Regions from separate parts of the Homo sapiens genome. Here region 1 is linked to region 2. A link is an interaction called in ENCODE POLR2A ChIA-PET data of the cell type or tissue named here. Cell type or tissue: OCI-LY7. All regions are shown on one strand. Each heading gives the region's core, and the rest is flanking DNA. Links, peaks and the distances in the headings are about the cores only.

Region 1 (11,924 bases), core at 6,320-8,819, 280 kb after region 2:
AAGCCTCCCCGGCCATTTGGAACTGGCTTTTGTAAACTTCTTGCTTTTGTAAATTGCCCAGTCTCAGGTATGTCTTTATTAGCATCGTGAAAACATACTGGTACAGTAAGTTGGTACCAGTAGAGTGCGATGCTGCTGAAAAGATACCTGAAAATTTGGAAACAGCTTTGCAACTGGGTAGCAGGCAGGGATTGGAACAGTTTGGAGGGCTCAGAAGAAGACAGGAAAATGTGGGAAAGTTTGGAACTCGCTAGAGACTTGTTGAATGGCTTTGACCAAAATGTTGATAAGGATATGGACAATGAAATCCAGGCTGAGATGGTCTCAGATGGAGATGAGGAACTTGTTGGGAACTGGAGCAAGGGTCACTCCTGTTATGTTTCAGCAAAGAGACTAGCCGCATTTTGCCCCTGCCCTAGAGATTTGTGGAACTTTGAACTTGAGAAAGATGATTTAGGGTATCTGGCAGAATAAATTTCTAAGCAGCAAAGCATTCAAGAGATGACTTGGGTACAGTTAAAGGCATTCAGTTTTATAAGGGAAGCAGAGCATAAAAGTTTGGAAAATTTGCAGCCTCCTGTCAATGTGCTAGAAAATAAAATTCCATTTTCTGAGGGGAAATTAAAGCCAGCTGCAGAGATTTGCATAAGTAACAGGGAGCCAAACGTTAATCCCCAAGACAGTGGGGGGAAATGTCTCCAGGGCATGTCACAGGCCTTCATGGCAGCCCCTCCCATCATAGGCCCAGATGCCCAGGAGGAAAATATGGTTTCCTGGGCTGGGCCCAGGGTTCCCCTGCTGTGTGCAGCCTAGGGGCCTGGTGCCCTGCGTTCCAGCCGTCTCAGCTGTGGCCAAAAGGGGCCAACATAGAGTAGAACTCAGGCTGTGGTTTCAGAAGGTGCAGGCCCCAAACCTTGGCAGCTTCCACATGGTGTTGAGCCTGCGAGTGCGCAGAAGTCAACAATGAGGGTTTGGGAACCTCCACTAGATTTCAGAGGATGCATGGAAACACCTGGATGCCCAGGCAGAAGTTTGCTGCAGGGGCGGGACACTCATGGAGAACCTCCGCTAGGGCAGTGTGGAAGGGAAATGTGGGGTTGGAGCCCCCAAGCAGAGTCCCTACTGGAGCACCACCTGGTAGAGCTGTGGGAAGAGGGCCACTGTCCTCCACACCCCAGAATGATAGATCCACTGACAGCTTGCCCTGTACACCTGGAAAAGCTGCAGACACTCAACACCACCCAGTGAAAACAGCCGGGAGGGAGGCTGTACTCTGCAAAGCCACAGGGGTGGAGCTGCCTAAGGCCATGGGAACTCACCTCTTGGATCAGCGTGACCTGGATGTGAGACATGGAGTCAAAGGAGATCATTTTGGAGCTTTGAGATTTGGACTGCTCTGCTGGATTTCGGACTTGCATGGGGCCTGTAGCCCCTTTGTTTTGGCCAATTTCTCCCATTTGGAATGGCTGTATTTACCCAATGCCTGCACCCCCGTTGTATCTAAGAAGTAACTAAATTGCTTTTGATTTACAGGCTCATAGGTGGAAGGGACTTGCCTTGTCTCGGATGAGACTTTGGACTTTTGAGTTAATGCTGAAATGAGTTAAGACTTTGGGACTGTGGGAAGGCATGATTTATTTTAAAATGTGAGGACATAAGATTTGGGAGGGGCCAGGGGTGGAATGATATGGTTTGGCTGTGTCCCCCACCCAGATCTCATCTTGAATTTCCACATGTGGGAGGGACCCGGTGGGAGGTAATTGAATCATGGGGGCAGGTCTTTCCCATGTTCTGGTGATGGTGAATAAGTCTCATGAGATCTGATAGTTTTATAAGGGGGAGTTTCCGTGCACAAGCTCTCTTTGCCTGCCGCCATCCACGTAAGACGGGACTTACTCCTCCTTGCCTTCCACCTTGATTGTGAGGCTTCCCCAGCCATGTGGAACTGTTAAGTTCATTAAACCTCTTTCTTTTGTAAATTGGCCAGTCTCAAGTATGTCTGTCTCAGCAGCGTGAAAACGGACTAATACAGGTGCACACGGCTGTACTGTCCCCCGTCCTGCTTTTAAGGCTTTCTTTGTTTCCTAATTGTGACTGTTTTTACTTGCAATGTAAAGGCTTCATTTCCCCCATCTCTGAAATTATTTTTTTCTCTTTCAAAAACACTCTGCCATCTTTTCAAGGTATCCGCCATCTCTTTCAAGCATGTGAGGAGCTTGATAACTTTTGTTGGGGGTCGGTGTTCAGAATGACAAGGGTCTTGCCCAGGCTGGAGTGCAGTAGCACAGTCATAACTCACTCTAGCCTCAACCTCCCAGGGCACAAGCGATCCTCCCATCTTAGCCTCCTGAGTAACTGGGACTACAGGCACGTGCCACCACACCCTGCTAATTTTTTTTTTTCTTTGGTATTAATATTTTGTAGAGAAGGAGTTTCACCATGTTGCCCAGGCTGGTCCAGAACTCCTGGGCTCAAGCAATCCTGCCTTGGCTTCCCAAAGTGCTGGGATTACAGGCATGAGCCACCATGCCTGGCCCTAGAGCTTGATAATTTCATTCATTCATTCTTTTTTTTTTTTTTTTTTGAGACAAAGTCTCAGTCTGTCACCCAGGTTGGAGTGCAATGGCGCAATCTTGGCTCACTGCAACTTCTGCCTCCCGAGTTCAAGGGGTTCTCCTGCCTCAGCCTCCTGAGTGGCAGGGATTACAGATGCCCACCACCATGCCTGGCTAATTTTTGTATTTTTAGTAGAGGTGGGGTTTCACCATGTTGGCCAGGTTGGTCTCAAACTCCCAACCTCAGGTAATCTGCCCACCTTGGCCTCCCAGAGTGCTGGGATTACAGGTGTGAGCTCAGACCTTGATAATTTCAGTGAGGAAAAAAAAAAAATCTCATTTACATGTTTGTGCCAAGTGCTGTGCTAGTGGGTGGGGACACCATGATAAGTATTTGATAAGTTATGTTTCTTGATTTAAGGGAGTATAGAAGAAATGGTTAAGTCAGGACTAGGAGGAGTGAGAGAAATGGAAGCAACCTTTGAGGTAGGCCCTGAAGAACGAGCAGAAATTCCCTAAAGCGGGGTGGGAGCGGCAGGACCAACCTGGCCAACTTCGGACCTTCTTTGAGGTCCAAAGTCAGGTACTTTGAACTGACTTCCAGGATACCTGGAGTAAAGTACAGTTCTGTTTGAAGTGTTTGTTTGGAAAGATGAGTTTGTTCCAGTGAGGTTGCTGTATTAGAGAACCACTTGAGAGTTTGCTGCCCACAGTGTCATCTGTGAGAAATATTAGGTGAACGCAAAAAGTTGAGGCCAGCTGAACCAAGCCATGTAATATACACACCTTCCACATAGATCAGTCACCTCAGTTGACTTGTATGTGAGCCACATTTGTGTCCATCTGATGTTACAGCATTCACTCTCTTTGCCTCCACTTCTCAATAACTCACAATCTGTAAACTGACTGAGGCCCGCTTCCACAGAGCAAGCTTCAGGCCTTTTTCAAGGTAAAGTATCACAGTTACTTGTATTTCTTAACCATTTCTCATGTGTAGAGCTTTACTACCATTTTCACTAGATTGTTTTGTGTGTGTGTGTCACTGACAACATTTTTCAGTGTTGTGCCCTAATTCCATTTTTCCTCACAAATGGTGGGTTTTTGCATAGCAAGATGCTTTTTTATTTTTTTTAAGGAACACATATGTCCGTAACTGCAAATGAACCCAGAAAAGTGAGGACGAGTTGGGAGGGGAGGTTGGTATGATATAAAGACTTTGACCTATGTTCTGTAGGCAATGCTTGTGATTATTTGGGAGCAATACTTGCAATATTCTTGGATATTTTGGAGCCTGGTGATTCTTAGCATTACCTTGTGGCGCTTTTCAGTTCCTTGGACCTCCTCCTCCTGCTCTCTTCTGCCTTTCTGTCTCCTTCAGAGCATTCCTGTTGTGCGTGCCTGCTTTTATCTTCCCTGGGAGCCAGTGATTTTTTTGACTTGCATGTGTGTTTTTGTGTTTTTTTAAAGACAGAGTCTCGCTCTATCACCGAGGCAGGAGTGCAGTGGCATGGTCAGGGCTCACTGCAGCTTCAACCTCCCAGTCTCAAGCGAGCCTCCCACCTCAGCCTCCCAAGTAGCTGGGACTACAGTCGTACACCACTATGCCCGGCTAAGTTTTTGTATTTTTTTGTAGAGACAGGATTTCCCCATGTTGCCCAGGCTGGGACACTGATTTGTTAGTCTACTTTCTAGGTAAAGTGTTGAAGGAGAGTTGAAGAGGGCCTAGATTAGGGCTTCTGGGTGCTGGATTTCTCCACCAAGATGCAAGCCCCTAGAGAGTTGAGTTTGGCTAGCCCTTTGGTGACAGCTTGTATTGTCCCTTAGCCCACAGATGCATCTGACTAAGAGTAGAAGAACATGTCTCTCTTTAGGAGCCCGGAGCCAGAGACAGTGCTGTTTGAGATTAGGCCCCCTCTGGTGTGCCCTTCGAGAATTCCCATTGTGGGGCACTGCTCAGTTGCTCCCATCTGGTATGGGTCAAATAATCAGATTTGTGAGTGTCTCACAACCATCCCTGTACCCCAGCCAACCCTGGGTTCTGAATACAGTAGAGGCAGCTAAGCTGCTAGCTGGTCTCCAGCAGGCTCTGTGCTCAGTGGCCATCAACACCAGGTAGCTTGGCAAGCCTGCCTCCTGTGCTGACTGTGGGCCCTGGGGAAGTGTCGAGGATGTTGACGGCCTCTAGCATCTGAGGTACATCTGCCCCTCGGCCTCCGGAGGAGTGGATCCTTAGGTTTCCTTCATTATCTTACCCTTTCTCCTGGCTCCCAGAAATTACCTTGTTTTTATATGAGGCCCCAAAGCCTAGGCCATCTTGGCTGATAGATGTGAAAGCCCTTTGCTCCTTTCAGGCCCCTGGGGATTTTGGTTGTAGCCTGATTGCTGGTGGCAGCTTAATCGGGGCCATAAGATAATTTTATGGAAGACCTGGTTACTTGGCATCTGAACAAGCCTCATTGCCTCTCTGAGCATAGTCTGCTGCTTTCTGCTTTGATCAAATTCATTCCTCTTGTCCCTGCAAACCTTCAGGGGAGGCCAATGTTCAAGGCCCCTGAGCCTTAGGAATAAATAACTCTGGGTGAGAACTGCCTGTCATTGGCTGTGTGCCGGCTTTCTTCAACCTCCTCTGAGTCCTGTTCTAAGTCTAAGCCGTTGTGATTAGCTACATCCTGCCAAGTCTGTTCTGGAAATGAATAAAGCCCTTGCTGAGAGCCGGAAACATTGGTTCCAGTTCCTCCTGGGGTGAAGGTTTGTTTTGCCTTTATTTAATAGCACTCATACCTGTAAGAAGGGACATGCTCTCCAGCCCTTCTGATATAATACCTATTTATTACTTGATTTGTTGATCATCTTTCCAGCTAGGATATATGCTCCATGGGTAGTTTTTTGTTGCTGTTTCCCATCCCATTCCTAGCCCCTGGAGCAGTGCCTTACCCAGACTAGGCACCTGTGAATAGTTAGCAAATTAGTTGATAGAGCTGCCTTCTGGGTGCTAGGAACCATACTGGGTGTTTCATTCAGCGGTCACTGGTTCCACAGAGGTGAGGTGTTCTACTCAATTAAAGATGTGGACACTGAGGCACAGAAGGCAAGTATTTGTCCAAGGCTGTAGGGCTTATTGGCCAGCCACATCATTGCTGACCGCTTAACCACATACCCTCATTTGTATAATGAGCAAGAGGCTCATATTTCTTCTGAGTATTAAGGTGTGGTTATTGATATGACTGAGGGTATCAAAGTTCTGTTTAAGAGGTGTTTGTGAACAGGTGCGGTGGCTCACACCTATAATCCCAGCACTTTGGGAAGTCAAGGTGGGCAGATCACTTGAGGTCAGGAGTTGGAGACCAGCCTGGCCAACATGGCAAAGCCCCATCTCTACTAAAAATACAAAAATTAGCCGGGCATGGTGGTGGGTTCCTGTAATCCCAGCTAGTTGGGAGGCTGAGGCACAAGAATTGCTTGAACCTGGGAGGTGGAGGCTGCAGTCAGCCAAGATCACACCACTGCACTCCAGCCTGGGTGACAGAACAAGACTGTGTCTCAAAAAAAAATTATTTGTTTTTATTGATTTTTATTTATTTATTTATTTTGAGACTGAGTTTCACTTGTTGCGCAGGCTGGAGTGCAATGGTGCGATCTCGGCTCACCTCCACCTCTTGGGTTCGAGCGATTCTCCTGCCTCAGGTTCCCGAGTAGCTGGGATTACAGGCGCCCACCACCACACCCAGCTAATTGTTGTATTTTTAGTAGGGGGTGGGTTTCACCATATTGTTCAGGCTGGTCTCGAACTCCTGGCCTCAGGTGATCCCCCCCCGCCTCGGCCTCCCAAAGTGCTGGGATTACAGGTGTGAGCCACCATGCCTGACCCAGGTCTCTTATTTTCAGTGGGTAATTGTATCAGACTCTGCCTCCCAGGTGGGGTTTGAGGGTTCTGTGTACCTGGTGTAGGCCTAGGCTAAACAGAAGAGCTTCTCGTTAGAGCATCTCCCTGTGGACTGGCTGCAGAGTTACGATATCATTCTGGTTCTGCTGTGCTCCCCACTGCCCCTTTTCAGCTGACTCTTTGCTCATAGGAATACAGTGGTATGAGATAGGGTCATAGAATTTGGTTCCAGTCTAACACTCTTCCTGTTTCCTGCCCGCCTGTATGTCTCTATCCATTAGCAGACTCCTTTATGTATGATAGAGACACATGCACATATGCATACACGGACAGTCCCTGACTTACAGTGTTTCATTTAGAATTTTTCAACTTATGATTTATTGGGAGTTAGCCCCATTGTACGTCAAGGAGCATCTGCACATCGTATACATATATACCATGAATACACATAATTATATGTCACACTCCTGCTAGAGTGGGGGGGGTCAATATCTGAAGTGCTTATAATAGCTTTATTGGGGGGGACCTCTAAGAAAAACAGAATAATTACTTAGACCTTAAATAATAAATCTATAAGAATGAAGAAAGCCCCAAAGCCCTTCCAGCTTCCATCCCGTCAGTCACCTCTCTGTCCTATACTCTGCCACTACCCCGAGCCTCATGGCTTTCTTCTCACCTGGGCTACCCTGAGTCTCCTCCTTGGTCTACAGTCTGACTTGTTCAGTCTCCCATCTGTTCTCACCAGACACAGGTGACATGGTCTCTAAATGCAGATCTCAACATGTCATCTCTGTCCCAAAACCCTCGATGGCCCTGTCCTGAGGGTGTAGTCAGTGAGGCTTGTTAGGAACCCTCGGCACCTTTGTTGTCCTCCACACAGTGCTCGTGTGGGACATCCCTGCTCCCTTCCGCCCACCCCACCCACATACATTGTTTCTTAATTAACTCCTCCTGTCACTTGAGGCCCCATTCAGCACTGCTTCCTCTAGACAGCCCGGCTTGATCCTCAGCGCGTTTGGGCTGGGACTGCGACTCCTTTGCTGCTGCTTCCACTTGCTTAGGTCACCAGCGTCCCACTTCCGTGTTTGAGCTCACTGGCCGCCTTTCAGTTCCCCAGCCTGTGCATTGCAGCTGTTCACTGCTTCCTCCTCCTTGAAGAAGGAGGTTTTGTCTGAGTGACGGCTCCAGGTTCTCCTAGCTTTGTTTCTTTTAAATTCTCTTTTACAGATTCTATCTACCTGCCTCCCCAAGTTTTCACACATTCTGAAATCTCTACGTCCATCCGAGTTCTCACTCTTGAGTTTCCAGCTACCTTGGGCCCTTTCTCCCTGGGTGTCTCACACCCTGCTTTTCTAAAACTACACTCAGCACCTGTTTCTGTTCTCCCTTCCCTCATTGGGTTTTATGGCCTCATTCTTGCAGAGTAAGAAGCTAGATACCTTGGCGTGAGTTGTTTCTCCTTTCACCTTGGAAGCTTTAGGAATACCTAGCATCCGGCTCTCCTGACCATCCCCAGTTAGGAATGACCACTTCTCTACCCCAGCTCCTCTTTTCTCAGTGGCAGGGGCGCCATCAACACCCCACTCTTACCCTCATTTATTCCTTCAATAAATATGAGCATCTGCTTTGTGTAAGGTCTTAGCTAGGTAGAAAGTAAATAGAGCCTTGTCCTCGTAGCGCTTACCTAAGTGAGAGCATACTGGACGAGAGACTGGAGGATGGTGGGGCCCTTTCTTGAAATGGAGTATATGTTGGCGGAAGGAGGAGGCAAGGGTTCCTTTTGGAACACACTAAATTTGAGAAATCTGAAAAATCACCGTCAGTGTTCCCGCTAGTTTCTGGAATTGATGTATTTGATTCTGGCACTAACATACCTATTTGAGGGTGTGGGTCTTGGTATCAGACTGCCCTGGTTTAAGTCTAGGCTCTGTTTACTAGGTGTGGATGACTTTGGGGAAGTTCCTTAACTTTAATCCTTAGCTGCTTCATGGGTAAAATGGGGAACATAACAGTGCTTATTTCCTTACTGGGTGATGTGAGGAGCACATGTGGTGATATTAATATTTAGGAAGCGCAGTGCCTTGTGCAGATGCAGAGAAGGCACCTCTCAGCTGTTGTTAGTTTTCTTATTCCATTGGACTCTCACCTGCATGATCCAGAACCCTTTGTAGTTGGTGAGGGCTACTTTCCCATGACCGCTAAGGTCTCCATTCACTCTGCATTTCTACGTCCCCACCACGCTGGGATGCTCTGCTGGAAATGCTCCTGTCTCACCTCAGTGCCCTGGTGAAATCCAGCCTCTTGGTGGCTTATCCCCAAGACCAGCCTTCCAAATTCCTTTGAACTCTGACTCCTGACCCTTACTAAACCCAAAAGAGAGAGAAAAACCAGATTTGGGGTGAATTGCTGTATGGGCCAGGGCATGGAGAATGAGGGGGCTCCAGAAAGCTTCCCAGGGAAGTAGTAATGGTCTAGCTGGGCCTGCAGGGATGCAGGAGGCTGGTTTCAGAGTGGTGAGGGGTGTGCAGGCCAGGACAGCCACAAGGCACATCTTCAGCAGCCGTATTTGGAAGCCTCAATATCAGTGAAGTGGGAGGAGAGAGGCTTAGGAACAGCCTGGGTGTGGACATCAGGTGTTTCCCTTTGCTCTGCAGGCTGATTTCTCTGTCTTCCTTTGTCAGTAGCTTCTCTTTTCTAAATTCTAAGACACGCTATTGATGTGGCGGGGAGAACAAGCCCCTATATGATAGATGTGCACCCAAATGTAAGATATTTCTTGAGATCAGAAACATTCGTGGATATGAGAACCCAGGACATGTGGTGGATCTGGGACTGTCGTGTGGTCTGAATGATCTTGTGAGTCCTAAGGTGATGTCGAGGCACCTCCCACCTCTGTTGAAACCAACTAGACAAGTCTTTTCCTAGCCAGAGCCTCTTCCCTGAATGTCTGTTTAAAGTTGAACACTTACCAGGTGAGGTGTTGCTTTGAGAAGCATTTGTGCTCCGGGCTGGAGTGCAATGGTGCAGTCATGGCTCACTGCAGTCTTGACCTCCTGGGCTCAGGTGATCCTCCTGTCTCAGCCCCTGGAGTAGCTGGGACTACAAGTGTGCACCGTCACATCTGGCTATTTTTTTAATGTGTTTTTATTTTTATTTTTTGAGACAGAGTCTCTCTCTGTTGGCCAGGCTGGAGTGCAGTGGTGCCATCTTGGCTCATTGCAACCTCCGCCTCCCGGGTTCAAGTGATTCTTGTGCCTTAGCCTCCTACGTAGCTGGGATTATAGGCGCACACCACCACACCCGGCTAATTTTTATATTTTTAGTAGAGACGGGGTTTCGCCATGTTGGCCAAGCTGGTCTTGAACTCCTGATCTCAAGTGATCTGCCTGCCTCAGCCTCCCAGAGTGCTGGGATTACAGGCATGAGCCACTGCCCAGCCTCATTATTTTAATTTTTTTATAGAGACAGGATCTCACCATGTTAACCAAGCTAGTTTCCAATTCCTGGGCTCAAGAGATCCTCCCTCTTCAACTTCCCAAAGTGCTGGGGTTATAGGGCATGAGCCACTGTGCCTGCCCCATTTGTGCATTCTGTTGAGAGCACCCGTAGTCCCATAGTATGGGCCAGCCTAAGGAGATGCAAGTCACCCTTTATTAGAGTGAAACAGTGAAGGGGATTTCCCCTCTAAACCATTGAGGTCAAGCTAGAGAATGAGGCGCTCAGGGAGTGAGATACAGTATGCCATTTTCTCAGAACCAGACGACCAAGTGCTGAAGAAAATGCTCAGCTCAGCTGGGACGGCGGTCCCTTTGGGCATCTCCTGAAAAACCTACTCTGGCCTCCCTTTCTCCTCCTGTACTTCTTGCACACTTAGTTCCTAACTTCGTTATAGCTGCCTGCCAGCACCCTCCTCACCCTTCTCCCCGCCCTAGATTCTGCACAGAGGCTGTGTTTGCTCATTGCTGTATTCCCAGGGCAGGGGCTGTACTGTGAATGAGGCGGGGAGGTATGCATCCTTTCTTAAAGCTGGGTGGGAGGACAGACGTGGTGGCTCATGCCTGTAATCCCAGCACTTTGGGAAGCCGAGGCAAGTGGATCACCTGAGGTCAGAAGTTCGAGACCAGCCTGGCCAACCTGGTGGAAACCCCATCTCTACTAAAAGTAGAAAAATTAGCCTGGTGTGGTGGCACATGCCTGTAGTCCCAGCTACTGGGAGGCTGAGGCAGGAGAATCACTTGAACCTGGGAGGTGGAGGTTGCAGTGAGCCCACTGCACTCCAGTCTGGGCAACAGAGTGAGACTCCGTCTCAAAAACAACAACAACAACAACAAAAAAAAACTGAGTGGGATGTGATATCACACAGCATTTTAGGGCTTGAGCAGAAGGTTGGAGCTGGTCACTGGGAAGGTTTATTTGGAGAGACTGCCAACCTGGTGCTGTGGGGCTGAGTGTGGTGATGGGTATGTGTCAGCCCACAGACACTGAGCCTTTCCAGTGTGCCTGCACTGTTCCAAACACTCTCTTGTAATAACTTCTGGAATCCTCACACACCATTAAGGTAGGTGCAGTTCTGTTCTATAGATAAGGAAATGGGGCACAGAGAAGTTCAATGCCATGCCCCAAGGTCACAGGTTGGGGTTTGCAGGTGCCTGGATTTTATTTTCATTTTTTATTTATTTATTTATTTTTTTGAGATGGAGTTTTGCTCTCGTTGTCCAGGGTGGAGTGTAATGGCATGATCTCGGCTCCTCTGCCTCCCAGGTTCAAGAGATTCTCCTGCCTCAGCCTCCCAAGTAGCTGGAATTACAGGCATCCACCACCACTCCAGGCTAATTTTTTGTATTTTCTAGTAGAGACGGGGTTTCACCATATTGGCCAGGCTAGTCTCAAACTCCTGACCTCAGGTGATCCACCCGCCTTGGCCTCCCAGAGTGCTGGGATTACAGGTGTGAGCTACTACACCCGGCCGATGCCTGGATTTCAATCTCAGTTGCCTGGCTCAAGAGATGTGCCCTAATTGCAGTGCCAGCCTGGCTCCACACACCATGCTTAGGAGTTAGGCCTTGATAAGGAGCCAGGGAAAGTTGCTGCGGCAAATGTTTCGGAAAGATGGCCTGGCAGTAGGGTAGACGGGCACCCAGGGACAGGAGACCCAGCATGAGCAGGCATGGTAATGGTGCACAGGAGGATGACACGGCACAGCACTGGGGATGCACAGAAGGGTGGATGTGAGAGCGTTCCTGTCGTTTCCGCCACCTGGATCCCTCTCACCTGTGTCTGTTTTGCAACTCCATCTCGTTATGCTACTTCAGTACGTTCCATGGTGTGGTCTCTGGAAGCAGCACCTGGGAACTTGTTAGATACGTAAATTGGAGGGCCTAGCAGGCTGTGCTTAACGAGCCCTCTGTGGGGGAGCCTGATACAGGCTCATGCTTGAGAAGCACTCTCCTAATCTAAGCCACTAGCACCCAGCAGTGGGTGGCCAC
Region 2 (11,924 bases), core at 5,306-7,805:
TGAGCCAAGACTGTAGCACTGCACTCCAGCCTGGGTGACACAGCAAGACTCTGTCTCAAAAAAAAAAAAAAAAAAAAAAAAGACAAACAGTAAGATGATATAATAACAAAAGGCCTTGTCCAACAGGAAAATATCACAATCTTAAATATATATGCACCTAACGCTGAAGTGCCCAAATTTCTAAAACAATTAATAGACCTAAGAAATGAGGTAGACAGCAAAGCAGTAATAATGGGGGACTTCAATACTCCACTGACAGCACCAGACAGGTCATCAAGACAGAAAGTCAACAAAGAAACAATGGATTTAAACTGTACCCTGGAACAAATGGACTTAACATATATTTACAGAGCATTCTACTCAACAACCACAGAATATACATTCTATTCATCAGTGCATGGAACTTTCTCCAAGATAGACCATATGATAGGCCACAAAATGAGCCTCAATAAATTTAAGAAAATTGAACTTATATTAAGCACTCTCTCAGACCACAGTGGAATAAAACTGTAAATCAACTCCAAAAGGAACCTTCAAAACCATACAAATACATGGAAATTAAATAACCTGCTCCTGAATGATCACTGGCTCAAAAATGAAATCAAGATGGAAATTAAACAATTCTTCAAACTGGGCCGGGCGCGGTGGTTCACGCCTGTAATCCCAGCACTTTGGGAAGCTGAAGCAGGTGGATCACAAGGTCAGGAGATCGAGACCATCCTGGCCAACATGGTGAAATTCCATCTGTACTAAAAATACAAAAATTAGCCAGGTGTGGTGGCTTGCTCCTATAGTCCCAGCTACTTAGGAGGCTGAGACAGGAGAATTGCTTGAACCTGGGAGGCAGAGGTTGCAGAGAGCCAAGATTGTACCACTGCACTCCAGCCTGGGTGACACAGCAAGACTCTGTCTAAAAAAAAAAAAAAAAATCTTCAAACTGAACAACAATAGTGACACAACCTATCAAAACCTCTGGGATAGCCCTAAACACCTACATCAAAAAGTCTGAAAGAGCACAATCTAAGGTCACACCTCAAGGAACTAGAGAAACAAGAACAAACCAAACCCAAACCCAGCAGAAGAAAGGAAATGACCACGATCAGAGCAGAACTCAATGATATTGAAACAAACAAACAAAATACAAATGATAAATGAAGCAAATGCCAGGCACAGGGGCTCACGCCTGTAATCCCAGCACTTTGGGCGGCAGAGGAGGGTGGATCACCTGAGGTCAGGAGTTCGAGACCAGTCTGACCAATATGGTGAAACCCCATCTCTACTAAATACAAAAAATTAGCCAGGTGTGGTGGCACATGCCTGTAATCCCAGCTACTGGGGAGGCTGAGACAGGAGAATCACTTGAACCCGGGAGGCGGAGGTTGCAGTGAGCTGAGATCGCGCCATTACACTCCAGCCTGGGTAACAAGAGCAAAACTCTATCACAAAAAAAAAAAAAAAAAAAAAAAAAAGATAAATGAAACAAAAGGCTGGTTCTTTGAAAAGATAAATAAAATTGATAGACCATTACCAAGATTAACCAAGAAAATAAGAGAAAAAATCCAAATAAGCTCAATTAGAAACAAAATGGGAGATATAACAACTGACACCACAAAAATGAAAAGATCACTCAAGGCTACTATGAACAACTTTACACACATAAACTCGAAAACCTAGAGGATATGGATAAATTCTTGGAAAGATACAACCTTTCTAATTTAAATCAGGAAGAATTAGATGTCCTGAACAAACCAATAACAAGCAGTGAGACTGAAATGGTAACAAAAAAATTACAAATAAAAAAAGTCCAAGACCAGACAGATTCACAGCAGAATTCTATCAGACATTCAAAGAAGAATCAGTACTGATCCTATTGACACTATTCCACAAGATAGAGAAAGAGGGAATCCTCACTAAATCATTCTGTGAAGTCAGTATCACCCTAATACCAATACCAGGAAAGGATACCACCAAAAGAGAAAACTACAGACCAATATCTCTGATGAACATAGATGCAAAAGTCCTTAACAAAATACTAGCTAACCAAATCCAACAACACATCAAAAAGATAATCCACCATGATCAAGTGGGTTTCATACCAGGGATGCAGGGTTGGTCTAACATACGCAAGTCAATAAATGTGATATACCACATAAACAGAATTAGAAGCAAAAATCACATGATCACCTCAATAGATACAGAAAAAGCATTCAACAAAATCCAGCATTGCTTTATTATTAAAACTCTCAGCACAATTGGCATACAAGGGACATATCTTAATGTAATAAAGCCATCTATTATAAACCCACAGCCAACATAATACTGAATGGAGAAAAGTTGAAAGCACTCACCCTGAGAACTGGAACAAGACAAGGATGCCCACTCTCACGACTTCCTTTCAATATAGTATTGGAAGTCCTAGCCAGAGCAATCAGACAAAAGAAAGAAATAAAAAGCATCCGAATCGATAAAGAGGAAATCAACTGTCACTATTTGCTGATTATATGATTGTTTACCTAGAAAACCCTAAAGATTCCTCCAGAAAGCTCCTAGAACTGATGAAAGAATTCAGCCAAGTTTCTGGATACAAAATTAAGGTACACAAATCAGTAGCTCTGCTATACACTAACAGTGACTAAGCTGAGAATCAAATCAAGAACTCAACCCCTTTTACAATAGCTGCAAAAAAATAAAATACTTAGGAATATACCTAACCAAGGAGGTGAAAGACCTCTGCATGGAAAACTCCAAAACACTGCTGAAAGAAATCACAGATGACACAAACAAATGGAAGCACATCCCATGCTCATGGAAGGGTAGAATCAATATTGTGAAAATGACCATACTGCCAAAAGCAATCTAAAAATTCAATGCAATTCCCGTCAAAATACCACCATCATTCTTCACAGAACTATAAAAAACAGTCCTAGGCCAGGCATGGTGGCTGACACCTGTAATCCCAGCACTTTGGGAGTCCAAGGCAGGTGGATCACAAGGTCAGGAGTTCGAGACCAGCCTGGTCAATATGGTGAAACCTCGTCTCTGCTAAAAATACAAAAATTAGCCGGGCGTGGTGGCACGCACCTCCCAAGTCCCAGCTACTTGGGAGGCTGAGGCAGAAGAATCACTTGAACCCAGGAGGCAGAGGTTGCAGTGAGCTGAGATTGTGCCACTGCACTCCAGCTTGGGCGACAGAGCGAGACTCTGTCTCAAAAAAAAAAAAAAAAAAATCTTAAAATTCATATGGAGCAACAACAACAAAAAAGCCCACATAGCCAAAGCAAGACTAAGCAAAAAGAGCAAATCTGGAGGCATCACAGTACCTGATTTCAAACTATACTATAAGGCCATTGTTACCAAAACAGCATGGTACTGGTATAAAAATAGGCACATAGACCAATTGAACCAAATAGAGAAACCAGAAATAAACCCAAATACTTACAGCCAACTGATCTTTGACAAAGCAAACAAAAACATAAAGTGGGGAAAGGACACCCTATTCAACAAATGGTGCTGAGATAATTGGCAAGCCACATGTAAAATGAAACTGGATCCTCATCTCTCACCTTATACAAACATCAGCTCAAGATGGATCAAGGACTTAAATTTAATACCTGAAACTATAAAAATTCTAGAAGATAACATGGGAAAAACCCTTCCAGAAATTGGCTTAGGCAAGGATTTCATGACCAAGAACCCAAAAGCAAATGTAATAAAAACAAAGATAAATAGCTGGGACTTAATTAAACTAAAAGGCTTTTGCATAGCAAAGGGAATAGTCAGCAGAGTAAACAGACAACCCACAGGGTGGGAGAAAATTTTCACAATCCATACATCTGACAAAGGACTAATATCCAGAATCTACAATGACTCAAACAAATTAGCAAGAAAAAAGCAAACAATCCCATCAAAAAGTGGGCTAAGGACATGAATAGACAATTCTCCAAAGAAGATATACAACTGGCCAACGAATATATGAAAAAATGCTCATCATCACTAATGATCATGGAAATGCAAATCAAAACCACAATGTAATACCATCTTACTCCTGCAAGAATGGCCATAATCAAAAAGTCAAAAAATAATAGATATTGGCATGGATGCAGTGAACAGGGAACACTTCTATACTTCTGGTGGGAATGTAAACTAGTACAATCACTATGGCAAACAGTGTGGAAATTCCTTAAAGAACTAAAAGTAGAACTACCATTTGATCCAGCAATCCCACTACTGGGTATCTACCCAGAGGAAAAGAAGTCATTATACGTAAAGGATACTTGCACGTGCATGGTTATAGCAGCACAATTTGCAATTGCAAAAACGTGGAACCAACCCAAATGCCCATCAATCAAGGAGTGAATAAAGAAACTGTGGTATATACATATGATGGAATACTACTCAGCCATAAAAGTGAATGAATTAATGGCATTCACAGTGACCTGGATGAGATTGGAGACTACTATTCTAAGTGAAGTAACTCAGGAATGGAAAACGAAACATTGTATGTTCTTACTTATAGGTGGGAGCTAAGCTATGAGGATGCAAAGGCATAAGAATGACACAGTGGACTTTGGGGACTCAGGAGGAAAGGGTGGGAAGGGGGTGAGGGATAAAATACTACAAATTGTGTGCAGTGTATACTGCTTGAGTGATGGGTGCAGGAAAGTAGAGGAAAGGAAAGGAAAGGAAAGGAAAAGGAAAAGGAAAATGAAAAGGAAAGGTTTTTAAAAAAATCAATAGAGATCAAATTTAAAAATTTTGTGCTTCAAAAGACACCCTCAATAATTTTTTTTAAAAATATGACAGAAATTGGGAGACGTATAAATAATATATCTTATAAGAGACTTGTATCAGAATATATAAAGATCCAGAATAAAACACAAATAACCCAATTTTAAAATGGGCAAAAAATTTGAACAGACATTTCATCAAAGAAGATATATGAATGGCCAATAAGCACATGAAAAGATGCTCAATGTCACTAGATAATAGGGAAATACAATTTAAAACCACTATGAAATACCACTTCGGAATCACTGGAATGGCTAAAAAAACAGACAACAACATGTGTTGACAAGGAGGTGGAGAATTTGAAACCCTAGTACACTGCTGGTGGAAGGTAAAATGGTACACCCACTCTGGAAAACAGTTTTACAGTTTCCTAAGAAACTGATGGGAGCATACATTGTCAATCACTTACCACTGGAGGGGAAGGAAAGCCTTAAAATCTTGTTTCTAGCTCTCCTATCAAAATCTGACACTAAGAAAATGGGCTTCTTTTATGGTGTCAAGACAGCAAATAAAAACATCACTGTTTACTAACCTGGTCAGCTCCTAGCTGGGTGGAACCATCAGTATACATCACAGTTATCACCAGGGCTGCTGCCTGTTTGAGCATTTCAATCAGCTGGCTTTTTGCCCAATCATCCAAATGCCTAATATCACAAAAATGTTTTTTCAATGCTCCTGAGTTCCCAGAATTTAGGTAGCCTTCGGCGTCATCAGTATCTTCTTCCAATGCCATTTGTTTACTTGTTTTCTCTGACAAATTATTATATGTAATATGTTTTCTTTTAAGATTAATGCTTCCTTTATTTTCATTATTTATATTCTCCATTAGGAAATGCTTTCTTTTATGCCCCTTTTTCTGTAGAACTGAAGCCTCTTGATTATACTGTGGAATTAAACAACTTGAAAGAGTCAATGAGCTGATGCTCTTCTGTTTTTGGTCAGCAGACAGCTGATCTGTGAGCCTGACACTGAAGGACTGAGGAGACAGCTTGGCAGAACCTCTTGATGTCTGACTTCTTAAAGATTTAAGATCCTACAGAAAAATGGAAAATATTTCATTAGAATATGGACTCATAAGACAGATCTATAAACTAAACTAATTTCTGGTAAAAACTTGTCTAAGGTAATATGGAGACACAATCTTCATATTACCTATGATCAAACCTTCTAAGGAAACCCTATAGTGTCTTCTAGAGCAGTGATTTTTCTCAACCAAGGTAGGCATGCATATCTGGATCAAGAGCTCAAAAACCAGCCAGGCGTGGTGGCTCACGCCTGTAATCCCAGCACTTTGGGAGGCCGAGGTGGGTGGATCACTTGAGGTCAGGAATTCGAGATGAGTCTGGCCAACATGGTGAAACTTCATCTTACTAAAAATACAAAAATTAGCTGGCATGGTGGCAGGCGCTTGTAATTCCAGCTACTCGGGAGGCTGAGGCAGGAGAATCACTTGAATTCAGGAGGTGGAGGCTGAAGTGAGCTGGGATTGCACCATTGCACTCCAGCTTGGGTGACAAGAGCGAAACTCTGTCTCGAAAAAAAAGCTCAAAAGCCTCCAACTGGCCCCTGTTCTGGGAATCAGTGCATGTAATGAGACATGTCATGGATAGGATTATGTTGCATATGTGCATAAGAGAGAAGATTAATAATTTACAACTTCCAAGTAAAAGCCATTTGCAGAGAAAAATGAAATCACCAAAACTATTTAACAATATGTTAATCTATCTACTGAAAAAATGTTTTTGGGCCAGGTGCAGTGGCTCACACCTGTAATCCCAATACTTTGGGAGGCTGAGGCTGGCGGATCACAAGGTCAACAGTTCGAGACCATCCTGACCAACATGGAGAAACCTCGTCTCTACTAAGAATACAAAAATTAGTTGGGCATGGTGGAGCATGCCTGTAATCCCAGCTACTCAGGAGGCTGAGGCAGAGAATCGCTTGAACCTGGAAGGTGGAGGTTGCAGTGAGCTGAGATCATGCCATTGCACTCCAGCTTGGGCGACAGAGCAAGACTCCGTCTCAGAAAAAAAAAAAAAAAAAAAAATTAAACCCAGCTCAATAGCAGTTCTCTCATTCCATCAATGTGCAATATGCATTCATAGATCCACAAACTAATCAAGGTGGGGAAAGCAATCCTATCCATTTCATTATAGGACTTATTTACGATAACACTTTATTTTTAAGGTTTCTTTCCTTTTCCTTTTTTTTTTTTTTTTTTTTTTGAGACAGGGTCTTGTTCTGTTGCCCAGGCTGAAGTGCAGTGGCACAATCTCAGCTCACTGCAACTTCCATGTCCCCGGCTCAAGTAATCCTCCCACCTCAGCCTCCCATGTAGCTGTGACTACAGGGGTTCACCACCATATCCAGCGAATTTTTCTATTTTTAGTAGAGATGGGGTTTCACCATGTTCCCCAGGCAGGTCTCAAACTCCTGGACTCAAGCAATCTGCCCGCCTTGGCCTCCCAAAGTGCTGGGATTACAGGTGTGAGCCAACATACCCAGCCAAGGCTTATTTTCAAATTTACTTTATATATATATATAAATTTACTTTATATATATATATATATGGCTTTGAATAACTATATTAACATTACCTTTAAAATAATTTTGAAAGAAAATGTTTTAACACTTGGTCACATGTTATGAAAATTTTAAATTTATACTTGTATTTTTATTGCAGAGAAATATATGGTTTCCAAGAGTAGGCTTTCAAGCATAAAATTACATTAAAAATTCCATGGAGGAGTAAACAAGAAAAGGAATTCAAGGAGAAAAAGAAAAATATAAAATTTCAAACTGTTGAAGATCTTACTCTGTCTTTTTTAAGGGGATGATTGTGGGCTGGGCACAGTGGCTCATACCTGTAATCCTGGCACTTTGGGAGGCTGAGGCAGGAGGACTGCTTGAGCCCAGGAGTTCAAGACCAGCCTGGGCAAAATAGCAAAACCCTGTCCTTTTACAAAGAATACAAAAATTAGCTGGGCATGGTGTCATGTGCCTACGGTCCCAGCTACTCAGGAGGCTGAGGTGGGAGGATCACCTGAGCCCAGGAGGTCAAGGCTACAGTGAGCCGTGGTCACACCACACTGCACTTCAGCCTGTGCGACAGAGTGAGAAAGTCTCAAAATAATAATAATAATAATAATAATAATAATAATAATAATAATAATAATAAAAAAAAGAGGCCGGGCATGGTGGCTCACGCCTGTAATCCCACTATTTTGGGAGGCCCGGGCAGATGGATCACGAGGTCAGGAGTTCAAGACCAGCCTGGCCAATATGGTGAAAACCTGTCTGTACTAAAAATAAAAAAATTAGCCGGGCATGATGGCATGCACCTGTAACCCCAGCTGCTTGGGAGGCTGAGGCAGGAGAATCGCTTAAACCCAGGAGACGGAGGTTGCAGTGAGCCGAGATCGCGCCACTGCACTCCTGCCTTGGTGACAGAGACTCCATCTCAAAACATAATAAATAAATAAATAAATAAATAAATAAATAAATAAATAAAATAGTCCAGGCACGGTGGCTCATGCCTTTAATCCCAACATTTTGGGGGGCTGAGGCAGGCAGATCACCAGAGGTCAGGAGTTCGAGACTAGCCTGGCCAACATGGTGAAACCCCATCTCTATTAAAAACACAAAAATTAGCTGGGTGTGGTGGTGGGCACCTGTAATCCCAGCTACTCAGAGGCTGAGGCAGGAGAATCGCTTAACCCAGGAGGCGGAGGTTGCAGTGAGCCGAGATCACACCACTGCACTCCAGTGCAGGTGACAGAGCGAGACTCCGTCTCCAAATAATAATAATAATAATAATAATAATAATAATAATAATAATAATAATAAGAGGATTGTGGATATCAAGTTGTCAAAGTGCATATTTAATTTTCGTGAATATATTTTAAATGGTAATGTAACAGTAAAAATGTCAATATTAACAATAGAGCAGAAATCATGTACTTTGCAATTTTTTAAACTTGTGATAAGGATTTTAAATTTCAACTTTAAAATATGTCAGGCAGTACAGATAGTTTGAGAAGTCCAGGTATGGGGGCTCATATCTGTAATCCCAGCACTTTGGGAGGCCGAGGTGGGAGGATCGCTTGAGCCCAGGAGTTTGAGACCAGCCCGGGCAACATGGTGAAACCCTGTCTCCACCAAAAATACAAAAATTAGCTGGGCAATGATGGTGTGTGCCTGTAGTCTCAGCTACTTGGGAGGCTGAGTTGGGAGGATCACTTGAGTCCAGGACTCAATTAATTAGCTGGGCATGGTTGCAGAGGTGGAGGTAGAGATTGCAGTGAGCTGTGATCACACCACTGCACTCCACCCTGGGTGACAGAGTGAAGGCCTGTCTCAAACAAACAAACAAACAAAAACAACAAAATTCTTTTGAGAGAAAGGGAGCAAAAAGTTTGCAGACCCCTGCCTTCGGGATCCAAGGAGCACAGTCTGTTCACCACTGAGAGATACAATTTCCATTCATTTACAGAGGGAAGAAGAGAAGAGTCCCTTCTCTGTGGAAGATGCCTCTTCCCTCCACTCCAAGGGCAGATAATCATCCTATGAACCCAGGGGCAAATAATCATCCCATCAACCCAAGAGACAGGTCCTATTATCTCACTTTACTATAGGGCATTTAGGTTTAAATTTAATTAGGTTGGGAGTTGAACACAGGTAGTTTACTCCAAAGTCCATTCTCTTAACCACTATGTTGCCTGCACCACTTTCATACACAAGGTCTTTGGTGATACGACCTCTCTGGCCCACACCACATAACTCACCCATTGTGAATGTTATAGCCCTGCCTTTCTGAAATTCTATTATTTCCACTACCCAAAGTTCCAAGCTTTCTTCCCTTATCTGAAAAATTTCTCAATGTTTTGCCTCTACTCCCTTAAAGGTGGGGATCTTTTTATTTTTTATTTCTATTTTTTAGACACTGAGTCTTGCTCTGTTGCCCAGGCTGGAGTGTTGTGGTGCAATCACAGCTCACTGCAGCCTCAAAATCCTTGGCTCAAGTGATCCTCCAGCCTCAGCCTCCTGAGTAGCTGGGACTACAGGAGCATGCCACCATGCCCAGTTAATTTTTTTTTTTTTGTATTATTTTTTGTAGAGACAGGGTCTCCTTATGTTGCCCAAGCTGGTCTCAAATTCCTGGCCTCAAGTGGTCCACCCTGCTCAGCTTCCCAACGTGCTGGGATTACCTGTGTGAGCCACTGCATCCAGCCTAGGTCGATCACCTCCTAATTATCCAATAGATCTCAACTCAGATATAATTTTCATACTTCAGAAAGACATCCCTGACTCTTCTCCTCAACACCCAGGAGGGCAAAATGAAATAGCACAAAAACTGAGTTAGATGTTCCTCCTATTGTCCCCAGAGCACTCTGAACTAACTTCTCTCATGGCACCTACTTGCCCCTCCCTGCATCCAAATTAAACTATAAGTTCTTGGAGAGCAAGAACGCCTCTTTTTTTTTTTTTAAGGTGTGGTATCTACAGTGCCTAGCACACAGTAGAACACTTAATAAGCATCTATTGAACAAATAAGTTATCTATTTAAAATTACTCATATGTGCAATGATTTACCTTTTTTTCTGGTGATTGAGTCTTCCTGTCTTCAAGTTGTACTGAATACTTAACACTGGACTTGTTTATCACTTCCATAGCTTTTAAAAACAACAAAAAAGAAACATGGGGCATTAAAGAAACATTGATATCTAAGTCACACAGTTAACTAAACACTGAAATAACCTCTATAATCATGCTTATTTATTCATTATTAACTTACTTAAAACAATGTAATAAAATTCACAAGTAAAATGCTTAGTACCATTGCAATAAATATTTATGTAAAGTACCTTCAAGTTAACTGAAGATAACTCTATATAATCATAAAACATTTATTAAAAATCATTATTTGACATTTGCATTTGAATACATGACTCTAAAAACCCAAGGTCAACTTTTATAGAAACCTTAAAAGGATTAAAGGTTTGGGGAAATTCTTAGACTGAATACTGCAGTGGAACAATTGAAGGTTCAGTAAAACATCATTAAAACAAACTTCTAATTTAGATTTTGATTTAATTTCAATAAGCCTGGGCTGAACAGTAAGTGACAGAACCAGGATCCAATCCCAGGCAATAGGATTTGGGAGTCTGTGCTCTTAACCACTGTGACATACATTTCCTCTGCAGGAACAATAACAACCTGAAATGCAAATAGGGGAAAATATTTCACTTACAATATAAAAACATTATACTTAGGATAAATATAACAAAAAAGATACAAGGCCCTCAATGATGAAAATGTAAAATCTTATTAAATGGCATAAAAAAAGATCTGTACAAATGAAAAGACACAGCATTAGGATATAGATCACAAAATGTTTAATTCTTCTAAATTTAAGGCAATTCCAATTGGAGACCCTACAGGGATATTTTAATTTAATAAAATAATTTCAAAGTACGAAAAGACAAGAAATGTAAGCTTAGGCCGGGCGTGGTGACTCACGCCTGTGATCCCAGCACTTTGGGAGGCTGAGGTGGGTGGATCACCTCAGGTCAGGAGCTCGAGACCAGCTTGGCCAAAATGGTGAAACCCCACCTCTACTAAAAATACAAAAATTAGCCAGGTGTGGTGGCAAGCACCTGCAATCCCATCTACTTGGGAGGCTGAGGCAGGAGAATTGCTTGAACCCGGGAGGTGGAGGTTGCAGTGAGCCGAGATTGCGCCACTGCACTCCAGCCTGGGTTACAGGGCAAGACTCTGTCCTGGGAAAAAAAAAAGTAAGCTTAAAAAAGAGAGAGAGAAAAGACCTCTAGAAGAGAACAGACAACCCAGAGACTGATCCCAAGACTTTATATACAACAAAGATAGTATTTCAATTCAATAGAAAAGGATAGATTAATTAATAGGGCTGGTATAACTAGCACCACATCAAAAAGAAAATAAATGCATTGGGAAAACTATTTGGAACAAAAATGACAAAGGGTTAACTGCTATATTATACAACAAGTTCTCATACATTTACAAGATAAGACAAACAATTCAACAGAAAAATGAGCAAAGAATAGGAAGAGGCAATACACAAAACAGAAAACCCAAAGAGGAAACAAATACAATACTCA

What was found. Peaks named below come from ENCODE experiments on the same cell type or tissue, not always from the same donor. Only the 100,000 strongest peaks of a DNase experiment are listed, where the experiment ranks them.
Region 1: POLR2A ChIA-PET joins it to region 2 with 19 read pairs; 2 of 35 experiments call an interaction of 5 or more read pairs at or near these places.

The regions. Positions count from the first base shown.
Region 1 is chr4:2,477,707-2,489,630 of GRCh38, forward strand. All of the region lies in intron 1 of RNF4 (ring finger protein 4), which reads left to right. Among named protein-coding and RNA genes, the nearest start is that of RNF4, 15 kb to the left of the region's middle. RefSeq lists enhancers at 862-1,386, 7,579-7,858, 8,362-8,863, 10,367-10,476, 11,828-11,924. In OCI-LY7, for the core only: no CTCF peak of the experiment used is centred there; DNase peaks (open chromatin) are centred at 6,635 and 7,495; H3K4me3 peaks cover 1,394 bases; H3K27ac peaks cover 1,720 bases.
Region 2 is chr4:2,202,667-2,214,590 of GRCh38, forward strand. It overlaps POLN (DNA polymerase nu), which reads right to left. Exons shown (of 26, transcript NM_181808.4): 4 at 10,381-10,460; 5 at 5,321-5,821. Among named protein-coding and RNA genes, the nearest start is that of HAUS3, 33 kb to the right of the region's middle. In OCI-LY7, for the core only: no CTCF peak of the experiment used is centred there; no DNase peak of the experiment used is centred there.